5 separate regions of the Homo sapiens genome follow, and regions 2, 3, 4 and 5 are each linked to region 1. Evidence: chromatin contacts called from ENCODE Hi-C or POLR2A ChIA-PET data. All regions are on one chromosome and are shown on one strand. The core of a region is the stretch at or near the end of the contact, and the rest is flanking DNA. Distances in the headings are between cores, read along the strand shown. Region 1 holds the start of CCDC71L (coiled-coil domain containing 71 like). Region 2 overlaps ATXN7L1 (ataxin 7 like 1). Region 3 overlaps ATXN7L1 (ataxin 7 like 1). Region 4 holds the start of BCAP29 (B cell receptor associated protein 29). Region 5 has its middle 41 kb from the start of SYPL1.

The links. A loop is a pair of places that touch in the nucleus more often than their neighbours do. ChIA-PET counts read pairs that join two places held with the same protein, here RNA polymerase II (POLR2A). Pooled maps may share reads with other maps.
Region 2: a loop to region 1 is called in a pooled map, with 3 times the contacts of the local background. The contact joins the enhancer-like site here to the promoter of CCDC71L in region 1. A Hi-C loop is called at or near these places in 5 of 50 pooled maps.
Region 3: a pooled map shows a loop between it and region 1 (4-fold over the local background). The contact joins the enhancer-like site here to the promoter of CCDC71L in region 1. A Hi-C loop is called at or near these places in 5 of 50 pooled maps.
Region 4: a loop to region 1 is called in a map of ascending aorta, with 8 times the contacts of the local background. The contact joins the promoter of BCAP29 here to the promoter of CCDC71L in region 1. A Hi-C loop is called at or near these places in 1 of 168 maps with a recorded cell type or tissue (ascending aorta) and 7 of 50 pooled maps. POLR2A ChIA-PET finds 5 or more read pairs at or near these places in 1 of 52 experiments (AG04449).
Region 5: a map of B cell shows a loop between it and region 1 (3-fold over the local background). The contact joins the enhancer-like site here to the promoter of CCDC71L in region 1. A Hi-C loop is called at or near these places in 1 of 168 maps with a recorded cell type or tissue (B cell), 5 of 37 single-sample maps with no recorded cell type and 12 of 50 pooled maps. POLR2A ChIA-PET finds 5 or more read pairs at or near these places in 1 of 52 experiments (activated T-cell).

The regions. Positions count from the first base shown.
Region 1 is chr7:106,658,831-106,663,268 of GRCh38, reverse strand. It overlaps CCDC71L (coiled-coil domain containing 71 like), which reads left to right and starts at 2,111. Exons shown (of 1, transcript NM_175884.6): 1 at 2,111-4,438. The coding sequence starts at 2,373. The coding sequence ends at 3,080. RefSeq lists a silencer at 2,668-2,937 and an enhancer at 3,288-3,337.
Region 2 is chr7:105,672,192-105,676,629 of GRCh38, reverse strand. The region is part of intron 3 of ATXN7L1 (ataxin 7 like 1); the gene reads left to right. Among named protein-coding and RNA genes, the nearest start is that of EFCAB10, 93 kb to the right of the region's middle. RefSeq lists enhancers at 297-346, 221-721. Within about 2 kb of position 2,054, at least 14 of the 41 ENCODE cell types and tissues checked have a DNase peak (open chromatin) inside an H3K27ac peak, as active enhancers do.
Region 3 is chr7:105,688,618-105,693,055 of GRCh38, reverse strand. The region is part of intron 3 of ATXN7L1 (ataxin 7 like 1); the gene reads left to right. Among named protein-coding and RNA genes, the nearest start is that of EFCAB10, 110 kb to the right of the region's middle. RefSeq lists enhancers at 1,103-1,778, 1,779-2,454, 2,455-3,130, 3,131-3,806, 3,807-4,438. Within about 2 kb of position 1,840, at least 33 of the 41 ENCODE cell types and tissues checked have a DNase peak (open chromatin) inside an H3K27ac peak, as active enhancers do.
Region 4 is chr7:107,578,483-107,582,920 of GRCh38, reverse strand. BCAP29 (B cell receptor associated protein 29) reads right to left here and starts at 2,675. Exons shown (of 8, transcript NM_018844.4): 1 at 2,620-2,675; 2 at 2,057-2,162. The coding sequence starts at 2,148. DUS4L-BCAP29 (DUS4L-BCAP29 readthrough) reads right to left here. Exons shown (of 13, transcript NR_163941.2): 7 at 2,057-2,162. It overlaps DUS4L (dihydrouridine synthase 4 like), which reads right to left. Exons shown (of 8, transcript NM_181581.3): 8 at 4,398-4,438. RefSeq lists an enhancer at 2,168-2,237 and a silencer at 2,328-2,817.
Region 5 is chr7:106,069,560-106,073,997 of GRCh38, reverse strand. No RefSeq gene overlaps it. Among named protein-coding and RNA genes, the nearest start is that of SYPL1, 41 kb to the left of the region's middle. RefSeq lists an enhancer at 1,621-1,915. Within about 2 kb of position 2,322, at least 28 of the 41 ENCODE cell types and tissues checked have a DNase peak (open chromatin) inside an H3K27ac peak, as active enhancers do; they include B cell, where a contact is called at or near this core.

The sequences.
Region 1 (4,438 bases), core at 862-3,361:
ATCTTCTTAATTGAAATAAGTTCTATACATTTATGTAAATGTCTGGAATATATTTATGTGGTAAAGACCCTGAAGAATTTATAAAATGATGATTATCAAGGAAGGGAGGGGATTCCAATATGAAAAGCCAGGTCTACTTTAATCCTTGTTTTATCCTTGCTTTTCATTATGAAGCCCCCCTAACTTTCTCATGGCTCACTCTAGATTTTGGGTATTCCAATGGAAATTATTCAAATTTCACTTTACTATGTGTCTCAGAATTACGGAAAGAGCAAATTGTGATGTAAAGAGTTGTTGCTATATCATTCCTTTATAAGGATTTAGGAAGCTGGTATTTGGCTCTGTAATCTTGTTCTGAGATCAGAGTGTGCTTTTCTAGGAAAATGATTTTCTATTCAGAAAGTTACCATGATTTTGCTAGAGAGCTGGTTCCTGGTTAGATGTTTTATTTTTGCCATAAGCCCATTGTGTGGAGTTTTATTTTTGCCATAAACTCATTGTGTGGTGAGAGCTTTCAAGAATTTGACATCTCTGGTGTAGAGCTTTCAAATTATTTATTTTAGGTTTTATTGAAACTGAACAAACAAAATATTATTCATAAATCTATTATAAGACAGAGAAAAACTGCTCAATTCTGGGTGGGGTGGAAGTAGGAATAGGGGTACAGCTCTGTCCTTCGTCATTCTACTTATGCATAAAGCATGTTCTATTGAATTCCTTAGAGTCTGGACAGCACAGTTTGAAAAACCTTCAGTGAAATACAAAGATCACTAGATTAGAAATCGAAGGATTTAGAATCCCAGTTCTGCTATCAGCCAGCTGTGTTACTGAACCTCTATGGTACAGATTTCCTCACCTGTTAAATAAGGAGAATGAACTAGGTCTCTTTCAGGTCAAATATTTGAGGAAACCATTAGCAACTACATGTAAATCACAAAACTCCTATACTTTATTTGTTCACTACTGCAAAATAAGATGTTTCCTGGGTAAAATCCACATGCCCACCTCAAAGTTCTAAGTGTCAGGAGATTTTTTCTTTTAACCTTAAGAAATTTAAAGGAGTTCTGTGAAAATTGCAATATAAAATATCTAATTGTCCTGTTCTAAGCAGTTTCAACATTTCTGACTCTATTTGGGATAATCGGTGGTATTTCATTGATTCATTCGGCAAACACATTGAGTGTCCACTACCTGACAGGAACTGAGTTAGGTATAGAGGACAGAAAAGATGACTAAAGGATGTCCACTACTCTCCTCCCAATACAAAAGGTAATGTGTTTTGAACAATTTGTGTTTTTCAACGAAACCTTATCTGTTGTCTGCGATGATGCATCCTTTCTAAATGATAGGGGTGGCTTTGACATTTTAAAACTAAATGAAAAACGAATTGGCATCCATAAAGAACTGTGTATTTAAAACTATATTTTCTTTTCACAGAATGGCTTTATTGTAATAGATCTTTGATCAACTTGAGCAAAGAGTATTTAGTTTTATAGGGTATGACATGTTTTGCTTTCTGGATAAGCAGGGTCTCTCTTAAATATGAAGATGGCTCCAGTGTCCAGAGGGAGACTAAAATCTCTCAGCTGCCAGCCACGCACATTACCTGAATGATTCTGGATTACTACTGGCTTCTTGAGATGGGCTGGGGTCAAGACAGGGAAGAGTTTTGAATGAAGATGCCAGAAGAGGCCTTTGAGAGGGTGGATGGGAATTGCGAAAGGCCCATTTCCCCTAGACTTAAACCCAAATTCCCTAGCTGTGATGATACCAGGAACATCCTTCAGGGAAATCTCCCTTTGTTATCCACACTGGTAGAGCTCCCAGCTCAATCCACAACTGCACACCCCCTCACTCTAAGAGTCACTCTTCCCATGGTGTAGCCAACATCCACCCTCTTACTCTAGACGTGGCAGCCCTCCTAGATCCACCCAACCGTTGACTTACGTTCAAAGGCCATCACCCACCCCAGCACCATCTTCCAGGAACTGGCCTCTCCCCCATCAGTCCCCGCCCCTCTTCTGAGAGCACCCAATGGGTGGAGTCGGGGCTGCGGTGGGAGGGGCCTGAGGCGGGCACATTTAAAGAAAGGCAGCCGGCGAAAAGAGGCAAGAGAGGAGAAGAAAGAGAAACCAGGGGGGCGAGGCGCCGTCCAATGACAAAGCCCAGGGGTGGGCGCCGGCCGCCATCTTGTACCGGGCAGCAGGATATTCGCCCGCGTCCTCCGCCCTCGGAGGGGGAGGGGCGGCGGCGGAGGCGAGAAAAGTAGCGAGAGACGCCAGCAGCAGCCGCCGCCGCGGAGCCAACGCGGACTGGGACGGCGGCGGCAGTAGTGGGACCCGGCGAGCGTGAGTGGCCCGGAGCGGCCTTCGATGCGGCGCAGTATGAAGAGGCGGCGGCGCCGGCGCCCGGTCGCCCCGGCCACGGCCGCCCGGGGCGGCGACTTTAGGGCAGAAGACGGGGCTGGGTTGGAGGCGCGGGAGGAGAAGGTGGTGTACTCGCGGTCGCAACTGTCGCTGGCTGACAGCACCAAGGCGCTGGGCGACGCCTTCAAGCTCTTCATGCCCCGCAGCACGGAGTTCATGAGCTCGGACGCGGAGCTCTGGAGCTTCCTCTGCAGCCTCAAGCACCAGTTCTCCCCGCACATCCTGCGCAGCAAGGACGTCTACGGCTACTCCTCCTGCCGGGCCCTGGTACCCGACCCCCCGGGGCCCCCTACAGCCCGCGGCCAGGCGCGCCGGCCGGTTCCGCGCGCAGCGGCCAGGAGGAGGCGCCGCGGAGCCCGGGCGGCCGCTGCCCGCAGGAGGAAGCCCCGGCCGCCACCCCCACCGCCGCCGCCCCCCGAGGAGAGCTGCCCGGCCAAGCCCGTGGCCCCCGGGCCCTGCTTCGGGGGCCGCACCTTGGAGGAGATCTGGAGGGCGGCCACCCCGACGCTGACCACCTTCCCCACCATCCGCGTCGGCAGCGACGTGTGGGGCGAGCGCAGCCTGGCGGCAGCGCGGCGCAGGGCGCGCCAGGTCCTGCGAGTGAACCTGGAACCCATGGTGAGGCTCCGCCGCTTCCCGGTGCCCCGGGCATGAGGTGCGGCCTCCAGGGCGCCTCCTGCCGGCCCCGACCTTGGGACAGGCCTTCCGCCCGGAGGAATGAACAAGTGTCAGTCGAGTGTTTACAGATCCGGCCAGGACCCCGGCCCCCAATGCACTTTACGCGCGAAGAAGTTGCCGGATGGTTGTCCCTGTCCCGGGCCGCGGCGCGGTCGTCTTGGACGCTGGGGCAGGTGTGCCCTCTGCTGCCTCCCGTACCCGGCCTGCGGAGGGAGGGGACAGCTGGACCCGCAGGGGAGGTCCCTTTCTTCCTGACCACCGATTGAGACGTCTCCAGGACCTTAGGGGCAGATCCGTTTTCTCACTGTTGGACTCTACCTCACTGGTCTGGAAGTCCTCCGAAGACATTATTTTTCCAAAGGAATTTGGTTTCGTGCTTGTGTAATAAAGCCAGAATTTACTTGTTCTTTATCTCCCCCTTTTTCTATTTCACTGTCACCCCTCTTTGTGGACAGAAGTTCGAACATGTGGTGTTGCACTAGTTTGTGCTCAGGGTATTCTGAAGCCCACTCGTTTCCTAATTTTTACTGGATTCCAAAGCTTTGATCGAGGATATTTTTTAAGAGGTTCAAGCTTGTGACTGTTAGTAGTGCAAGGATTTGTATGGGCTCAGTGATTACAAACAAAGACATGCAAAATACAACTGTTTAAACATTTTCAAGGTATTTTTAAAGGTTTTGTATTGAAACAATGTTTATATTTACTGAGCTCCTAAAAATGGTAGAATACACATGAAAACTTTTGTTTAGGAAAAGTTAACTTGTTAAATTCTTTTGAATTGAATAAAAAAATGCATTGAAACCATATGGTGTGTGATTAAAAAAAATGAATAAATTGTGAAGAACTGGTTTTGGTTACAGGAGTCACTGGAATCCGACTGGAGATGATTTGGCCCCCTGTCCTGGTCTAACATACAAATCTAGGAATATTATGCGTTAAAGTATTTTAAAATACATTATCCTTGTAATGTATTTTACAAGGATAATGTATTTTAAAATGGGAGTTGCATAGGAGAGATGGATGTGTGTAAACATTATCACTAAAATGATAAACAGAATACCCATTAGAATTCTTAGAACTATTAATGATCAAGAGGGGTGGAGGCATTTCTTGGTATCAAATAACTGGTTAAGGTTACTTTGGGCGAAATCTATTTCCTTTTTGTTTTTGTTGTTGGATAACAAGAAATGTCTAGACTAATATTCATCAGTTTTACAAACATAATGAAAATTAGTTGATTTTTAGTTGATTTTTTTGTCCCAACATTTTTTTTAACCTTTTTGCCACTCATTATATGTTTGCAGTTCTAGGTCTTTGACAGCTGAAGACCACAG
Region 2 (4,438 bases), core at 805-3,304, 990 kb after region 1:
GACCTCAAGTGGTCCACCCACCTCGGCCTCCCAAAGTGCCGGGATTACAGGTGTGAGCCACTATGCCCAGCCATTCTATCAGGTATTTTAAATATGGGGAATCCCAGCTCATGGATCTTCTCCCCAAGATCCTGGGGTCTGTGGCTCCCCCGTGCCCAGGTCCAGCTGTCTGCCATACCTGTCCCATCAGTGCTCTGGGGGCGATATCAGCTGTGTCATCCTAAGGTAGAATTCAACAGCTTATCTGCAAGCTGGTAGCCCCCAGTTTTCACCAAAGCTGTGGTGACTCCTGTGTTTAAACACATGTGACTTGTGCGGTGTGTGTTTGTGGTTTTGGAGGGGGCTACTCTGATGGAGAAGTTCAGTGCCATGCATGTGGAGTCCTTGTCAACCCCTCTGCTACCACTGGGCCCAGACAGTGGGGAGCAGATAGAGCCATAAAAGGCCTCATGTTATGAAGAGGATCGTGGTTCTGGCTCCAGGTGGAGTCCGGCAGACTCAGGTCCTTCGGGCAGCAGCTTGCCTTCTGAGGGCCGCGTCCGTTCTCCTCCACTCAGAGTGACAACTGTGGCAGCGAGCCAGGATCTGGAGAGTGCTGTCCCCTGAGCACAGGAAGCCCTCTGATGACAAAGGTCTAGCAGTGACAGCAACCTATTGTATCATCACTGTAATAACCCAGGGCTCATAGCCCAGTGTCTGGCACATGGTAGGTGCCAAGGAAATGCTAAGAAAAAAAAAAAAAAAAGAGTGAATGAATGAATGAAATAGCTTTCATTTTAACCCATATTTTTGTCTCCTTCCTGCATTTGTATTGGCACCTACTTTCTCTCTTCCACCTTTTCTGCTTAAGGATATGTTAGTGTTTTGTTGTTGTCTGTTTTTATCTTCTTGGATGAACTTAAACAGTTTTAAAAAAGACAGAGCCTATTAAGCAATGCATCTTATATCATTCTCTTTTTTCCTCATCATCATGTATTTATCAAGTGCTTTTTTTTTTCTTTTTTTTGAGATGGGGTCTCATTCTGTCACCAGGCTAGAGTGCAGTGGCGTGATCTCAGGTCACTGCAACCTCTGCCTCCCAGGTTCAAGCAATCCTCCCACCTCAACCTCCCGAGTAGCGGGGATTACAGGCATGCACCACCACGCCTGGCTAATTTTTCTGTGTTTTTAGTAGAGACGGGCTTTCACCATGTTGGCCAGGCTGGTCTCAAACTCCTGACCTCAAGTGATCCACCCACCTCGGCCTCCCAAAGTGCTGGGATTACAGGAGTGAACCACCGCACCCAGCCTCAAATATTTTTCTTTAAGTAGTGATTAGTCTCTACATACTATTTGTGCCATTTTGAATTTCCTTGTGAATGTGAGTGTACTATTTTGCATACATTTTCTTAGGTTGAGATAACTCTCTTACCTGTCTCCTACCAATTGCTTTATTATGGATTATTCAGGTTGCTTGTAGTATTTTTTTTTTTAACTGTAGTAAACAGTGCTGAGAATATCTTTGAACTTTTTTTTTCCCTTTGGGATATTTCCTGGAGGCCTATTTTCCAAACTTACATTACCAGATTACCAGATGAAAGGCTATGGATGCTTTTTAGTTCCTGTTATTATCACCAGGTTGCTCTCCAGAAAAATGTAATCCCTTGAAAGTACCGCTGGCAAGGTGTACATGTGCTTGTCTCCCCACAGATTCTATTTCTGTAGTTTTTCCTTTTAGCTAGTCTAGGTGTCTTGTGAGGGCATCCCTGGGGGCTGATGGAAGTATTTCAGGGCCCTGGAAAGCCCCTGGGACTCCCCAGATCCTGCCCAATAGTGGTGATGCCAGAAATTTGCACCTTAGTATAAATGACAAATAGAAGAGGAGGAGGAAGGGGGAATGCCACCACAGGGGAAAAGTTAAAAAGGATCCTAAGTTACATGACTTCACAGCAGCTCTGGAATGGGAAATGCCCTTGTAAGAATCATCCCAGTTGCATTTCTAAAGCGTGGAGGGAAAGGAACATCCCAGGCAGGGTGGCATGGTAGAAAGGGCATTGGCTCTGGGGCCAGGCAAGCCTGGGCTTTCCTGCCAGCTGCTGAGGTCTGCGTGACCTTGGTCTTGTTTCACAATCTTGCTAAGCTTTAATTTCCCCCATCTGATATCTAAGAAGAAAAAAAAATAATAGTAATTTCCCCATCTATAACAAGGCAACTAACGGTATCATACCACATGGTAGGGTTATTGGGTAGATGAGCTGGTGAGTGAAAAGCAGCTTACACAGTGCCTGATATATAGTAGGTACTCAAGAAAGCCTGCTTTCCCTCCTAACTGAATGAATGTGCATGGGGTGACCAGATGACGAAGAAACCATCCCAGAGCCTAGGGATTTGGGAACTGAGCTGGTGTTGGTGTGAACAGTGTAGACCACAGGCCCACACTCATATTTGTCAAAAGAACTTAGTGCCCAAGATAGGTCATGTTGCCCAGCAGTGGGTAGGAGGTGAAGAGGGGTAAAGAAGACCTAGCATAACCTTTGCTTAAGGAACGCCTCCTCGGCTCCTCAGCCCTGCCATCTTTTAAAGAGGTACTGCAGTCTGAGAAGGGAATGGGCACTCCAGAAAAGCTCACAAGCACTCCTGGCATGGAAACTGCTTGGCACAGCTCTGCCTGCATTCGCAGCCTGTCCTATCACCTGACTTTCCTGTGTCTTCATTTCCTCCTCTGCTGAGCAAGGCTGATTCAATATCCCCCCTTACACCATGGCAGTAAGTTTAGTATCTAACTACGATGGTGACAAATGAGACAACAGGCCCAGGTTCTAGCCCAAGCTCCTCCACTTAATAGTCTTATGACTTTGGGCAAGTTTCTCAAATGCAGTCTGTCTCCATTTCCACAGCTGGGGGGAATCGTTACCTCACCAAGCGGCTGTAAGTACAGCTGGCCTGGCTCCTGGCACGGCTCCCAGTGCCAAGGTGCCAGCCCTGCCTCTCTCTCCAACTCCAGTTTACTTTTGGAAGAAGGCCCCTTGGAAATCAGGGTGTTTATAGGCAGCATCCTGACTGCAGCTACAAAAGCAGATTGAACCCACTGATAAGATAGAAACCGGCTAATGACTTGCCAAGCACCTGCCCTCAAAAGTGGGGGCTGAAGGAGACTCCATGCTGTCAAGTGAGTAAGCCAGGTGCTGGCCTAAGCCCAAGTGTGCTTACACAACCATGGCAGGCCACAAGCGACTGTGGTGCTCAAAGTCTATTGGGAGGGGGTTAGTCCCTTAAAAGCCATATTGGAAAATTCTCAACAAGTTCTTTCTAAAAATGGTGCAGGGAGCCACCTTGAGTATTTGCAGCCGGCTCAGCCATTCATGAGGCATCTGTGCTAAGGTTTTAAATACAGGACACTGATGCTGCAAGTATGAAAATATCTCCATGAATAAGCGTATGGGGAAGGGAACACTGAATTTTTACTGAAATGGGATTGCCTGAGAACCTGATGGATTTTATCTTCAGAGAGTGAGGGGAGCAAACTGGAGACACCAGGGTTCCCCGCGCCTATCAGATTTTTGGGATGCTGACAGCTGGTGTCTGCAAGCTCCCTGCTTGGCTGATCTCCAGGACTGCCCCTGGAGTTGCACCTGGATGTTTAAGGAGGCTGTGGGGAAGCAGGTGGTCTTGAAACAGTCAGCTGCTGAGGCCTTGGCCTGGACTTCCTGTGGTGGAAATGCACAAAAGTAAAAGGATTTGGCTTTTCATTTCTTTGGTACTGGGGCCCCCCAACTCTTTGTGATTGAGGTCTTAGGCAATGGTATGAGCTGCTGACTGGTACCTGCCAGCTGCCTAACACCTAAAAAGTGTTTCTTCCTCTCCCTAGGGGAGTCAGGTGCCCTGCTGAAATGCCCACAGACAGTGGGAAAGGAGAGGTCCCGCTGGCTCTTTCAGATTCCTCCTATCTGTAGCAGAATCTTCCAGGATTCCAAGGTGGTAGAGCCCAGAGTTAAGACAGGGGCTCTGAAAACATCCCCAGATCTGATGTTTTCTAGCTCTGTGACCTTAAGCAACTCATTGTATCTCTGAGCCTCAGGAATTATACCTCAAGGAAATAATTCTAAATCACTTTTTAAATCAGTTTTTTAAAAGACAAATAGTAGGTCGACAGTACGAGAATAGCTAAATAATCTACAGCACATTAATGATTGAATATTACCTAACAGTTTAAAATGGCAAGTATGTGGGAATTTGATATGTATATGCAGAATAATGTTAGTTGACAAGGAATAGTCCAAAATATCCATTGATTACAGCTTTGTTAATCAAACTTACCTGTAGAAAAGAGAAACTAGTAGTGCCTCTCTTTTTTGGGGGGGGCAGGGGACGGAGTCTCACTCTGTCGCCGAGACTGGAGTGCAGTGGCATGATCTCGGCTCACTGCAGCCTCCGCTTCCAGGGTTCAAGTGATTCTCCT
Region 3 (4,438 bases), core at 591-3,090, 970 kb after region 1:
GAAAAGCCTGTTAAAATAAGCAATTTAAGAAGTGTTTCTGCTGGGCATGACGGCTCATGCTTGTAATCCCAGTGCTTTGGAAGGCCAAAGCAGGAGGATCGCTTGAGGCCAGGAGTTTGAGACCAGCCTGGTGGCAAGACTCCGTGTCTACAAAAGATTTAAAAATTAGCCAAGGGCAGTGGTGCGGCTCCTTAGGAGGCTGAATCGGGAGGATCGCTTGAGCCCAGGAATTCAAGGATGCAGTGAGCTCTGATGGCACCACTGCACTTCAGCCTGGGTGGCAGAGCAAAAGGTCTCTAAAAAAGAAAGAGCTGGGTGCGGTGGCTCATACCTGTAATCCCAGCACTCTGGGAGGCTGAGACGGGTTGATCGCTTGAGGTCAGGAGTTCGAGACCAGCCTGGCCAACATGGCAAAACTCCATCTCTACCAAAAATACAAAAACTAGCCAGGCGTAGTGGTGCATGCCTGTAATCCCAGCTACTTAGGAGGCTGTGGCAGGAGAATTGCTTGAACCCAGGAGGCAGAGGTTGCAGTGAGCCAAGATAGCGCCATTGCACTCCAGCCTGGGTGACAGAGCCAGACTCCATCTCAAAAAAAGAAGGAAGGAAGGGAGGGAGGGAGGGAGGGAGGAAGGAAGGAAGGAAGGAAGGAAGGAAGGAAGGAAGGAAGGAAGGAAGGAAGGAAAGAAAGAAATTCATCCAGCATGTCCCTTTCTTCTCCTATGGGATTTACCAACTGACAAATTCTAGTGCTCCTGCCATCACCCCCACATGTGCAGCAAAGCCTCCACATTTGCAAAATCTAAGTCAATCTCTAAAAGATGCTTCGAGGAAGCACCCAGTTCCTTCTGCTAATAACCGCAGTGTGTCATGTGACACCTCCCCCTCCCCCAACCAGTTCTCTCTGAAAACTACCCACCCACCCCACCAATAAAGTAGCATGACGTCTGTCCTTCAGCTGCCAATATCTACATTTCCTTCAAGGTGGTAATCTTTTGCTTTTGTAATTTAAGTTCTTTTTTATTCGTAATTGTTACCCAATTGCTTTGGGGCTTGCATAAACAGTTAACAAAAACACCCGCACGAGGCAGCCGGTTCGCTTTCTGTGCTTGTTGTTCTTGGCACTGGGTCAGTTCTATGAACTTCTGGTGTCCAACTGGTAGGACCTGAAACTCCGTGTTTAACAAGTGCGTGTAGTCAAAACAGTTGGCGTGTGCAAGCGCGGATAGCTGGTATTGACTGCAGCTGGTCAGCCGTCGGGCTGTGCACCGTGCAGAATACCGTATCACGTTGCTCTGTTTGGGGCTGGGCTTTTGTTGTTGTTTAGTCGTTGCGATTTTTTTCCCTCCTTTTTCTTTCTCTCTCTCTCTCTTTTTTTTTTTCTTTTTTTTTTTTTTACTGACATCCGTGCTAATGTGGATCGCTTCAGGTTCCAAAAGTACAACATGTTTACAGTCGTCGTAGCATCAGATTAAGTTGGCAGCCTGAGTCTCTCTGTAAGTGGTTTTAGTTTACATTTCTTCTTCTAGCAGGATGTTTTGCATAATTTTGCTGATCCTAGGTTATTTATAGACTTTTTTTTGAAGAAACGGGGATGCATAAGAGTTTCTGTTCCAACTGTGGAAAGTGAAATTTGTTTCTCCACTTAGAGAAACGGCGGTGTATGTGCAGCAGAGGGTTATTTTAGCTCTTGATGATTAATTTCTTAGGGGTCACTTAATAACGTTCCCGAGAGTCCTAGGACGTGTTGTTTTCCTTTAGTCGTTCACAAACGGAGTAAAATGAAAGTAATGATGCCATTTCCTCTGGGGCGCTCCTCGAGGGTGGATGCAGTGATTGGGTATTGTTTCAAACGTCTGAAATGAGTTTACAGCGGTTGTTTTGTCAAACTCCTGGGAGCAGTGGCATTTGGTGACCCAAAACATGCCCAAGGGCTGGTCTGCAGGACTCAGAGTCACGGGGGAGGGGGACGGAGGAAGAACAGACACAGGGAAGTTACTGGACCTTAGTTTGTCCCCACCTAAATGACAGTGATATGCAGACATTTATAACATTTTTAAAAGGATGATTGACTGCAAGATGGCATATGGGCTCATGCTTTATCTGTGTGATTTTCTGGCCTGGTGGTAGCATCTTTGGGGGCCCGTGTGCATGTTTGAGTAAGAACTAAAGCTTAGCGAAAACACTAAGCCGGAATTAGCACTCTATAAAAGGGTTTCCCGTAATATTTACTAGAACAGTTGGCTAAAAATTGCCGTGCTTGTCCCACTGAATGGCTGTGTAATTAAATCAGCCCTTGATATCGTACCTTGAGCACCTCCCATCTCTGAGTCTGCCGCTCTTGGAATTTGCATGAGTAAGTAGCGCGTTCATCAGCATAATGAATGTGGAGTCCCAGTCTAATGGTCCGGGAGAACCTTGTAAATGAGACACTTCATTGTGCCTCGGGTTAAATATTTTAAACTAAACAAATCGCAAAAGAAGGAGAAGACGACAAACATCATTTAGGCCTCACGGAAGGCCTTCTGAGGAGCGGGTCTGCTTAGATCCAAGACCTTGAGTCCCACACAGATGGGTCCAACCCCACCCCCAGCATCACATGAATGAGAACGGACAGTGAAAACGGAAATTTCCAAGGTGGTAAATGTGACCATTAGGATGAGGCTTGACATAGTTCTAACTGCTGAGTGCTGCCAAGAGAGGCTTTCTTTTCTCCTCCATGTTTCTCTCATTCATATGAATGCTTTTTTTTGCTGGGCGCGGTGGCTCATGCCTGTAATCCCAGCACTTTGGGAGGCTGAGGCGGGCGGATCACCTGAGGTCGGGAGTTCGAGACCAGCCTGACCAACATGGAGAAACCCCGTCTCTACGAAAAATACAAAAATTAGCTGGGCATGGTGGCACATGCCTGTAATCCCAGCTACTCGGGAGGCTGAGGCAGGAGAATTGTTTGAACCCAGGAGGCGGAGGTTGCTGTGAGCCGAGAGCGCGCCATTGCACTCCAGCCTGGGCAACAAGAGCGAAACTCCGTCTCAAAAATAAAAAAAGAAGTGCCCTGTCTCCTTTAACCTTGCAGAGAATAATGATGAGGCTTCCTTGCTTTAGGCCTTTGACGTTTAGAGTCTGTCCTGTGCTTTCTCACACTGGCCCCACTGAGCTGGTGGGGGCCAAGTCCAGCCCTTTGGTCCTAGTAGGAAAAGCCTGGCTTTGGGGCCTGGCTCATACAGGGGAGCTGAGAAGCTAAAACTCGGGCTCGGACATGATCCATCGGACCTTCGCCTCCTCATGCCCCCATTTGCTCTGGGCTAACTGGCTATGACACGATGCTAAGGGACTCTTTGTTCTAATTTGATTCAAATCTGCCCCTGTGTGTGGGGCCTCTGTTCCACTTCCCCGTGCCTCCTCCGTATGTCTGGTTGGGACCGGGAGGACTTTCGGCCCACCTTCGTAAGGTGTCAAGCTTGAGGTGTGTGTTGGTTTGTATGCATCTCAGCTAGGAATGATTATGGGGGCTGCCCCCAGCTGTGTCAATCACCCCCACAGCCCAAGTGAATGGAAAGATGTGAAGAGAACCTATAGGCCTTTATGTTGGAGCTGGGAGGAGTGGCAGTAAATACTGAAAGGCTTTTGCATTTGAATGAGCTAAACCCTCCCACCCTGCCATCCTTGGGAAAGTAAAGGCCTTTCAGCTCTGTCTCCTAGAGCACGTTGCCCCTCCCAGGCCCTCCAGACATTGGCCTGCCAATATCTTAGAAACACCCTCCTTCCTCACTTTGATTCTTCCCTCCACCCCAGCCCCAGTGACATAGCTGCTGTTTAAACTTAATTGATCCGGGGCAGCTGGGCACCTTAGCAGCAGTGAGCATTTGTGAGCCCACTCCTTCTCTCTTGGCCCCAGGGGAGTGGTTCTGTCCACCCTACACTCCGGGAAGACCAAGGCACCCAGGCAGAACCTAGAGACCAGTGAATTCCCAGCCAAAGGCAGCACTGAGCCAGATGGTCTGTGTAATTTCGTCAAACCTTTGGGAGTCTGCTAACAGCGACCTCACTTTGCCATAGTCCATTCACCCCCAAGGTCTTGTCTTTTCTGGAACAACAGCCATGACATATACATTAATTAGAACCAGTAATCAGATTACTTTTTGGGTAAGAGGTGAAACAAGAAAGTAAGCTGATAAAAGGAGTTGATCACTCCCAGACTATGACCTGGAGTCATACATTTTCAGACCAGCTACTCACACCTGCTCCGTGTACTTGTAGACTACTTCAGCTTCAGGACTTCAGGGCAGGCAGACTGCCAGTTATCAGGGTTTAGGAGATTTGTCCCACCTTGACCTTGCTGTTACTGACCATGGGTTCTTGGGCTTTTGGTGCAATAGAAATGAGGCGAAAAGAGTCTTCCCAGACAAGGCTTCATTGGCGCTTACGCCAGGGCATA
Region 4 (4,438 bases), core at 1,426-3,925, 920 kb before region 1:
GTCTCTGCTTCCAAGTCCAAGCATTTTATACAGCCAATATTTAAATTATGCAATATAAAATTTTATATTTTTAAGAGAACATAAGTGGTAATACCTTGATCTAGGTCCAAATGTAAATTTACTTATTTCTTCAAGGTTTGGTGTGGTGTAAAAGGGAATGTAAGAGATCTCTCATAGGGAACAACTAGCAGTTGAGCACCTTATCATAGCTAATACCTATTGTGTTCTCACTATATTATGGTTCTAAGTACTTTTACATGTTTTATCTCATTTAATTACAACAACTACCGTAAGGGGTAGACACTAGTACTACCTCCATTTTACAGATGGGGAAACAGATCAGAGAGGATCAAGAGCATGCCCAAGGTTAGTAACATGCAGTTATAGGTGACCTGATTTCTGAGCATGTGCCTTTAACCACTGGGTTATGTAAGAAAATAATAGAGACTAAATGATGAAATATTTTCTTTAAAGATTATGGTGATACAAATATAAAAGATAAAAAGATGTGGATACACACATAGGACATATTGTAAATGATCTGCGTGCATACATACCGTATTTTCTTTATATCTGTACATGAGAACACATTTATATATCATATGCAAATATACACACATCTATCTAATAGCTACTTGATCAGGATGGGTAAAATTTTTATTTGGCAGGAAGAAAAATATTGATCCATAAGTTACAGATCACTCTGATGGAGTAAAGATCAACTGACAATTTTTCCTTCTTTGCAAACCCTTAAGCCTTATCTATAAATTAGATGTTTATATACAAAATCTTTCTTTCTCTTGAGTATATAGGATTCTATCATTGCAAATATTACCAAAAAGCAAAACAGGGTGTTACTGAGTTTGAAACAAAACCTACAGGATGAGAGGCAGCATGATGGAGTAGAAAGAACACTGGACTAAGAGCCAGATTTTTTTCTAGAATCTGTCACTTACCAGCTAGGTAACCGTAGGCTACTTGCCCTCCTGGGTCTCAGTACGTGATATATAGAACATGGGTGGAATGGATCAAATAAGATCAAAGACCCTACAGTATGATTCAATTTTTTTTCTTTAGTAAGAAACAACTTACTGAGCTTAGCTTAGCTGATAGAGAAGGACAGAAGAGAGCAGAAATCCAGGCAGGTAAGGAGCAAGTTAGGAGTTGTGAAAGACTATCTGGACCCTGAGCTAAGGTGAAACTTTAAGAAGTTTCTCCCAGTCCTGGGATTTTAATACACTTTAGTGGGTTATCTCTAGGATCTCACTTATGAAATACTTTCTTTTATGCCAGGAGTATGAACAAATATCTTGCAATATTTTTATTACATGTGTATTTCCCCATTCATACTATCAAATTTCTGGATCTAAAATTAAACGACTAAAAAGTAGATTACTGCAAGGGTAAAATGAACCACTGCTTGGCTTGAAACACTGTACTTGGTTCTTCAAGACCTTAGAAGTTCCGTCACTAACGAACTAATGCTAATACATGGTTGTGATACTTTTCACATTCAGCACTTTTAATATACATTCATTAATTTTATGTGAAATCAAAAGTAGTAAAATTGTCATTAATGAAACTAACGGTTACAAAGGCGAAAACTAAGAATAATTTATTGGCTTTGGTTTCTAAATTGCTGTTCCAGTGCCTCAGTGAAACACTTTTACACCCATGCTGTACTGTAAACATGATTTATCCACTTATATTTATTTAGTTCATGGCTCCAATTCAGGGCAATAAAACAAAGGTAAAACCTGAGACAAGGCAGGGCAGGTGTTAAAAGTATAATCGTTGCTTTATTATATCTGTAATCAACAGAATCAAAAGTATAGGCGCCTTTTCTTTTAGAAGGGAAGAAAAAGTTATTTCACTTGTACACGTAACAGAGTTTTATATAAAATGTTATTTTAATATTGTCATTATATACTACCTAATTCGTTAGGTGAGTTTATTTTCAAAGACTTTCGAAACTTTTTAATGTTCAGAAAACTTTTTCCATTTTACATTAAGAGCGATCCAATATTTATTAGTTAACGATTTGAAGGTTTCCTACCTCTGAGGAGGAATAAAAGGTAGGCAGAAGATTAAAATGAGTCCTATTTCGGCATAAAGAAAGGTTGCCACTGCAGCCCATTGGAGTGTCATTTTTTTCTTCACACCTAAATGGAAAAACACTTATTTTCTCTTGCTTCCTTTCAAACAAAACCGGGTTCAAGGCCCCGAGGCGCAGCGTTTTTGTCCAGGGGATGGACAGTGTTCCACCTTCCCCCACCTGGGAAGGCAAGCACGGACCCCGGTCAGGAAGGGGAAAAGGGTGGCCCGGGAAGCGGGTGTCGCCACCTCCCTGGGAGTCGTGGGAACTGGCGAGGCGGCTCGCTGGCCACTGCCTTTTCCGCCAGCTTCGCGGCGACAGAAGCCCAACGCCTCCCTCCACCAACGCCCGGCTTCCCGGCCCTCCCGCTCCCAGAAGGCGCCGCGGGCCCTCGACCACCGCGCCGCGGACCGGGCCGGGCCGGGTCGGGCCAGGCCAGCTCCGCGGGGTTCTCCAGACCAGGCAGCGGCGCTCTCCCTCCGCGGCCTACGCCCCACGGGTCCCCGGGTCGCAGAAGCCCTTACCCGCCGGCAGCCCGCCTGGCTCCCTGCGCTGCTCCGCGGCCGCCGACGCGCGGGACGTCAGACGCCGCGGCTGGGCGGGGGAGGGGAGCCAGGGCCCCACCCCGCCTCACGCCCCGCAGGCTCCCGCCCGCGGGTCCGTCCCGGCTGAGGTCACAGGCGGCGCGACCACGTTTATTGGCAACAGTTGTTTTCTAATTGGCGGCAGGTCAGAGAATGAGTTAGACTTTTGACCTGATGCTTGGAGGTCGGAGCGCAACTTCTTCAGGAGGACAGACTTTCCACTGCTAAGTGCGGCCCCGGCGGGAGGGTGCCGGGGTCCAGGTCTAAGGAGCGGCGCCGGGCGGCGGGGCTGGATTGGGTGGTGCAAATTCAGCGAACGCGCTTAAGACGCACTCCTTTCCGGTCACCTACTCTCTCTTCATGGTGGGAACTGTTTGTGTCCAGAATTAAGCTATATTTAATAAAGGGCCAGGATGAGGTGGTCGTGCAGCATTTTGTTCTGGAGAACCTAGGATCAACTGTATGTCACAACATATTCCGTAGGCGTTCCCGTTCCCGTCCATGGGCTGGGAAGAGACAGTAAACTTTACCGTGATGTTTGGGGACTGGTACGAAAGGTGGGTATGGGGATATTCTTTCACTATTTTCCAGCTTTTCAAACTGTGCGTGTACATTTAAGTTGTTGAGTTTTTTCAATATTGACAACGTATCAGGAATTTAATAAAAGTACTATCCTGGTAACAATTATTTGGGGAATAGTAAATAAATGTTGAAAATTGATAATTATAGAATATAAAACATTCAAAAACACATTTAAGTTGGTGCTTTTTCTTAATTTATCACTAATATTCTGGATCACATGTAACAGAAAAAATAGAAAAATAGACTTTGAACATAAATTAACCATAAGGAAGATTTTTTTTTTTTTTTTGAGATGGAGTCTCCCAATGTCGCCCAGGCTGGATTGTGGTGGTGCGATCTCGGCTCACTGTAGCCTCTGCCTCCCAGGTTCAAGTGATTCTCTGGCCCCAGTCTCCAGAGTGGCTGGGATTACAGGCGCCTGCCACCATGCCTAGCTAATTGTTGTATTTTTAGCAGAGACAGGGTTTCACCATGTTGGCCAGGCTGGTCTCGAACTCCTGGACTCAAGTGATCTGCCTGCCTTGGCCTCCCAAACTGTTGGGATTACAGGTGTGAGCCACCGCGCCTAGCCAGGAAGTTACTTTTTTTTTTTTTTTTTTGAGACAGAGTCTTGCTCTGTTGCCCAGGCAGGAGTGCAGTGGCGCAATCTCAGCTCACTGCAAGCTCCACCTCCCAGGTTCACACCATTCTCCTGCCTCAGCCTCCTGAGTAGCTGGGACTATAGGCGCCCGCCACCACGCCCAGCTAATTTTTGTATTTTTAGTAGAGACGGGGTTTCACCGTGTTATCCAGGATGGTCTTGATCTCCTGACCTCGTGATCTGCCCGTCTTGGCCTCCCAAAGTGCTGGGATCACAGGCGTGAGCCACCGCGCCCGGCCAGGAAGTTACTTTTAATCAAAAGTGTTAGAACTTCTTGCCCATCCACGCTGGTTCCTTCCAAACACCGAGCACATTACTCTAGTGATGATGCTGTGCTCACAACACTAGGGTAATTCAATTCAGAGTTCTGACCATACCTCCCTATTTTGTACAGTATTCATAGAAAATGAAACAGCGAGTTATCTTTAAAAAAAAAAATGCATTAACTGAAAAGTGAAAACAGAATGTACTGAGAAAAAAGATGGCACCACAGTGCTTATGTTAAAATGGATTCATTCAATATTCCCAAACGTGAAT
Region 5 (4,438 bases), core at 1,073-3,572, 590 kb after region 1:
TGCCACGCCGTTCTGCAGCTCTTCTGCTCTTCTGTTTGTCTGCTCATCTGCTTGTAGAGCCTGGGGCTTAGGGTTTATATGACTACAGGATAGGGGGCGTTCCAGACCAAAAGGCAACATTTGGGCATGAAAACAGGAATGCTTGTTCTCATTCCAGGCTGCAGGTTTCCAGGCTTTAGGGTGGGGCCTTTGCCAGGGAACCACCCTCTTCTACCCAGTATTTCCCTGTCTCCTGTCCATATCAACTGGACATTCACACAGGTCCAGTTGAAGGGCTGGTGGTCTCAGCTGGTTTGAAGTGGACAAGGACTGACCCCCACTTCCTGAAAAACAACTGTTACCATGGTGAGCAATGCCTTAGAGTTGTTAACTATAAGGAAGCTACTGGCAGATATATATTATTTAGCTATATGGATTTTAAAATCAGCTAGAAGCAAGCGGCTAAAAGCAAGCAAGGCAAGATAAGCTTGGTGGGCCTTATAAGTTTAGTCCTCAGTTTCCATCAACAGCCCATGGTCAAGCAAGAGGCAGCAGGTGGGGTAACAGGAAACCAGTGGGATGCAGACAGTGCGCCCATGCCCATTTTATAGTGCTTGGAGCATGAGTTTACTATTTATAATGACCACGGAGTTTAGAGCTATTTTATTATTGCATTCCTGACAGAAATTATCAAATCATATCTGATGTGCTTGATGTCAAGTCCCTAACCCAGAATGTAAGTCCAAATTTATAACTTCATTATTTGTTTGTTTGTTTGTTTGTTTGTTTTGAGAGGAAGTTTCAGTCTTGTTGCCTAGGCTGGAGTGCAATGGCAAGATCTTAGCTCACTGCAACCTCTGCCTCCTGGATTCAAGCAATTCTCCTGCCTCCGCCTCCTAAGTAGCTGGGATTACAGGCGCAAGCCACCACGCCTGGCTAATTTTTGTATTTTCAGTAGAGACAGGGTTTCACCATGTTAGCCAGGCTGGTCTCAAACTCCTAACATCAGGTGATCCACCCACCTCAGCTTCCCAAAGTGCTGGGATTACAGGCGTGAGCCAATGCACCCGGCTATAACCTCATTATTATGATAAAAAACATACAAACCAGTTTGCAGAAACCTGTTTTATGATGCTCCAATTTATGTGGCAATTTCTAGAAAAAAATTTATGGTGATAAGTGAGAATTGTCAGTCACTGAAACATTAATTACATAGTCAGTGAAGAGCAGGTAAAATATACTTCTGGGCTTCACTTTACATTAGAGATGTTTTTCTGAAACGGTGCCTATGAAACAAATCCTTGTCCCCATTACTTCATATTTATCATTTCAAAGGCACTTTATCTTTATTTCTGGTTGATCACCCTTTGAGGGTGGCATTCCAAAATGTCAGCTCAAAATTTCCCTGCCCTTCGGTTTCTGTGACAAGTAAGTTAACGATCTGTAAATAAATCCTGAAATGTCCTCAGGAATCTGCCACTTGAAGGAATTCTATTAGGATTCTTCCAAAATGCAAACACTTGGCGTGTCATGGGCCTGCCTGAAGTTGTACGCTGGGCTTTCTGGAGGGCAGCAGACCCCTAAGAATAGAGCCCGGGCTTTCCTTTAGTTCCTCTCATTGTTTTTCAGGGACAAAAATCGTTATCTTATATTTTTTTTTTCCAGAGGAGTAGGAGGAAGATCTAAAATAGTTAGGTCTGGCAGCTTAATCTGGGTTGGCTGTCTCTGCCGGCAATCTGTAAAATGTGTTTTTCAAGGATAAGAAGTTTGGGCCCTGGGCCAGAGCTCATGTCTGTCATCAGCGGGAAAATAAATGATCTCTGTAACCTGCTGCTATGCTCTGTTTACCTTTGTGCTTAAACATGAACACCTTGCCTTCCATAGGCCCAGAGCTGCTCAAAGTGGATCCTTTGCTCTTGTCAAACAGAACCTTCATAAATCTGCCATTTGGGTGAGCATGGTGGGGCCAGCTTTTTGTGAGGTGAAACTCCAAACCAGCTTCCATTCTCGGGATTGGTATGTAGTTTTTTCATGTTGCCTAAGAGGCTCAGGAAGGGAACTTGAGGTATTTGTTTTTTCATGCCTGCAAAGGCCATTTCCTAAGAGGTGAGAAGCATATATGCATGCCTGCAAGTACCTGTGAACGTGGGCCACTGAGAGTCTCTGGGGCAAGAGCCCTTCAGGGGAATCTGGTATCTATTCATTATGCAAAACTTCATTCTAGCTAGAACAGGGCCTGGGCTACACTTAAAGCTTAAAGGGATGTCTGTTAAACCATGTTTCCTGTTTCCTGTAGAACTTACCACACTAGTACTGAAAGTGTCATAGCTCAGAGTGGAAGGTTAACGCGTAAGAAAGGGACAGTATTGGCAGAAGGCAAGTGGTGTGACCACTTCCTTCTCCACCCTCTTCTCCCATCCCTTGCCTCCCTGGAAAAGCTGGTTTCCTCAGGAGTCACTCCTTCAGCAGCCGCACAAGGCACACGCCTCGGGGAAGCCGGGCACAGGCTGGGGTTGCCTCCCTCCTGCCCCTGCCCTGCCTCCTGCCCCAGCAGACAGTGAATAAGCCACCTGGTTGGCCCAGCTTCCCGCAGTCCCACTTCTCAAGCTAGGGTACATGTATCTAGGAGGACAGGACTGTGTCGCTGGGAGGTAGAGTGAGACGGATGACAGGAGCCACAGAATCAAAACAGCACAATCGACTCATCAGTTCTTTAACTTGTAAGTTCAAGTCAAACATTACTTTTTATTTTGCTTTACTTACTTGTTTTTTGAGACAGGGTCTTCTCTGTCGCCCAGGCTGGAGTGCAGTGGCACAGTCATGGTTCACTACAGCCTCCAACTCCTGGGCTCCAGTGATCCTCCTGCTTTAGCCTCCCAAGTAGCTGGGACCACAAGCATGCAACACCATAGCTAACTTTTTTTTTTTTTTAAGAGACAGGGTCTCACTATGTTGCCCAGGCTGGTCTCAAACTCCTGGGCCCAAGCAATCTTCCCACCTTGGCCGCCCAAAGTGCTGAAACTATAGGTTTGAGCCACTGTGCCTGGCCAAACATTACTTTTTATAATAAGACGAATATTTTTTTCTGAAATAAGGCCCAATGAAGCCCACCTTGTTTGTGTTTAAGAAGCCATGACCAAAAAGAGCACTACCCATTCCTGCCCAGGCTTGTTGCAGTCACCCATTTAATCGCTCATTCAACTTGAGTGTACTTATGGGGCTCTGGCCAACTGCCAGATGAGAAAGACGCAAGCCCCTCTCAGGAACTCACAGTGTAGCGAGGAGGTAATAGGTTAATGCGTGGTTTCCAGGGAGAAGTTGGAGCTCAGATAGGGGTCAGCAGGAGTGGTTAGGGAAGCCCAGAGAAAAGACCCCAACCCAGCTAGGCACAGCTAAAGAGAGACAGTAGGCACTGCACTGGGGGAAGGAGAGAACTCGTCTACCAAGCAGGTACACTGCCCTGGTCAGGGCTTGCCTGCCCTGGCCTCTGTTTCTTCACCTGCCAGATAGGCAGTTAGAGCAGTGACTCTAAGCCCCTGCCAGACTGATATGTCTGTGGCTCCCTTCACCCACATCTCTGCAGAGCTCAGTAGCTCTCAAAAGGTAGAGCCCAGCCTCAGGGCAGCGCGGTGGTGTATGCTGGGGCTGGGATGTGTCAGGGTCATCCTAACTCCAGGATGCAAAGGTGGCCATTGCTGGCCCCAGGGTTTCATAAATTGCTCCGCACGTGGAGAGTCTGGTGTTGGCAGCATTGGTTCTGATATCCTGCCAACTGAGCATGACGCACAGGCCAGGTGGAATTCAGGGCATGTGCTCACGGAGGAACCACCGTGGATTCTGGCTGTGGCAAAGGTGCTGCAGATTTGCGCCTCAGTTGATTTGTTCCAGGATGGCGAGCACCATGGCCAGCCACACCCCAGGGAACATTCCCCCTGCTCCCTCAGCACCCAGCAGCCTCGCAGCCCAGCAGCCCAGCCCCGCAGCCCTCTCTGGCCATTGATTGCTTAGGCAGTACCTGAAAGAAATCTCACCTCATCTGGTCAGCTAGCCTGGGCTTATCTGTAGGGAATTTCACATCCGCTTCCCCCACCAAAAGACACACATCATTTTGTGTAAATGTGAAACTTCAGGGACTCTTGCCTCATAAATGCATGTGTTTTTTTCTTGTATGCAGTGCTATTTTCAAGACCAATATTTAAGTCTTTCTGATGAATTCCTGCCCATCTGTCAAGATTTAGCTTGAATGGCCTCCTCCTACCCATTCTATGGGCTCCCATAGTCCTTTGTGCACTAGAGCTTGAGAGCACAGCCTTGCAATTTATCTGCTGACACGTCCATCTCACCAGCTGGTCCTGAGCAGATTCTCAAGGGCGGGAACCTTACAGTGGCGGGCTTCCATCACCTAATACTAAGGCCTCTGCTGACACCAAAACTCTGTAAATGTTGCAGTCAATTCTAA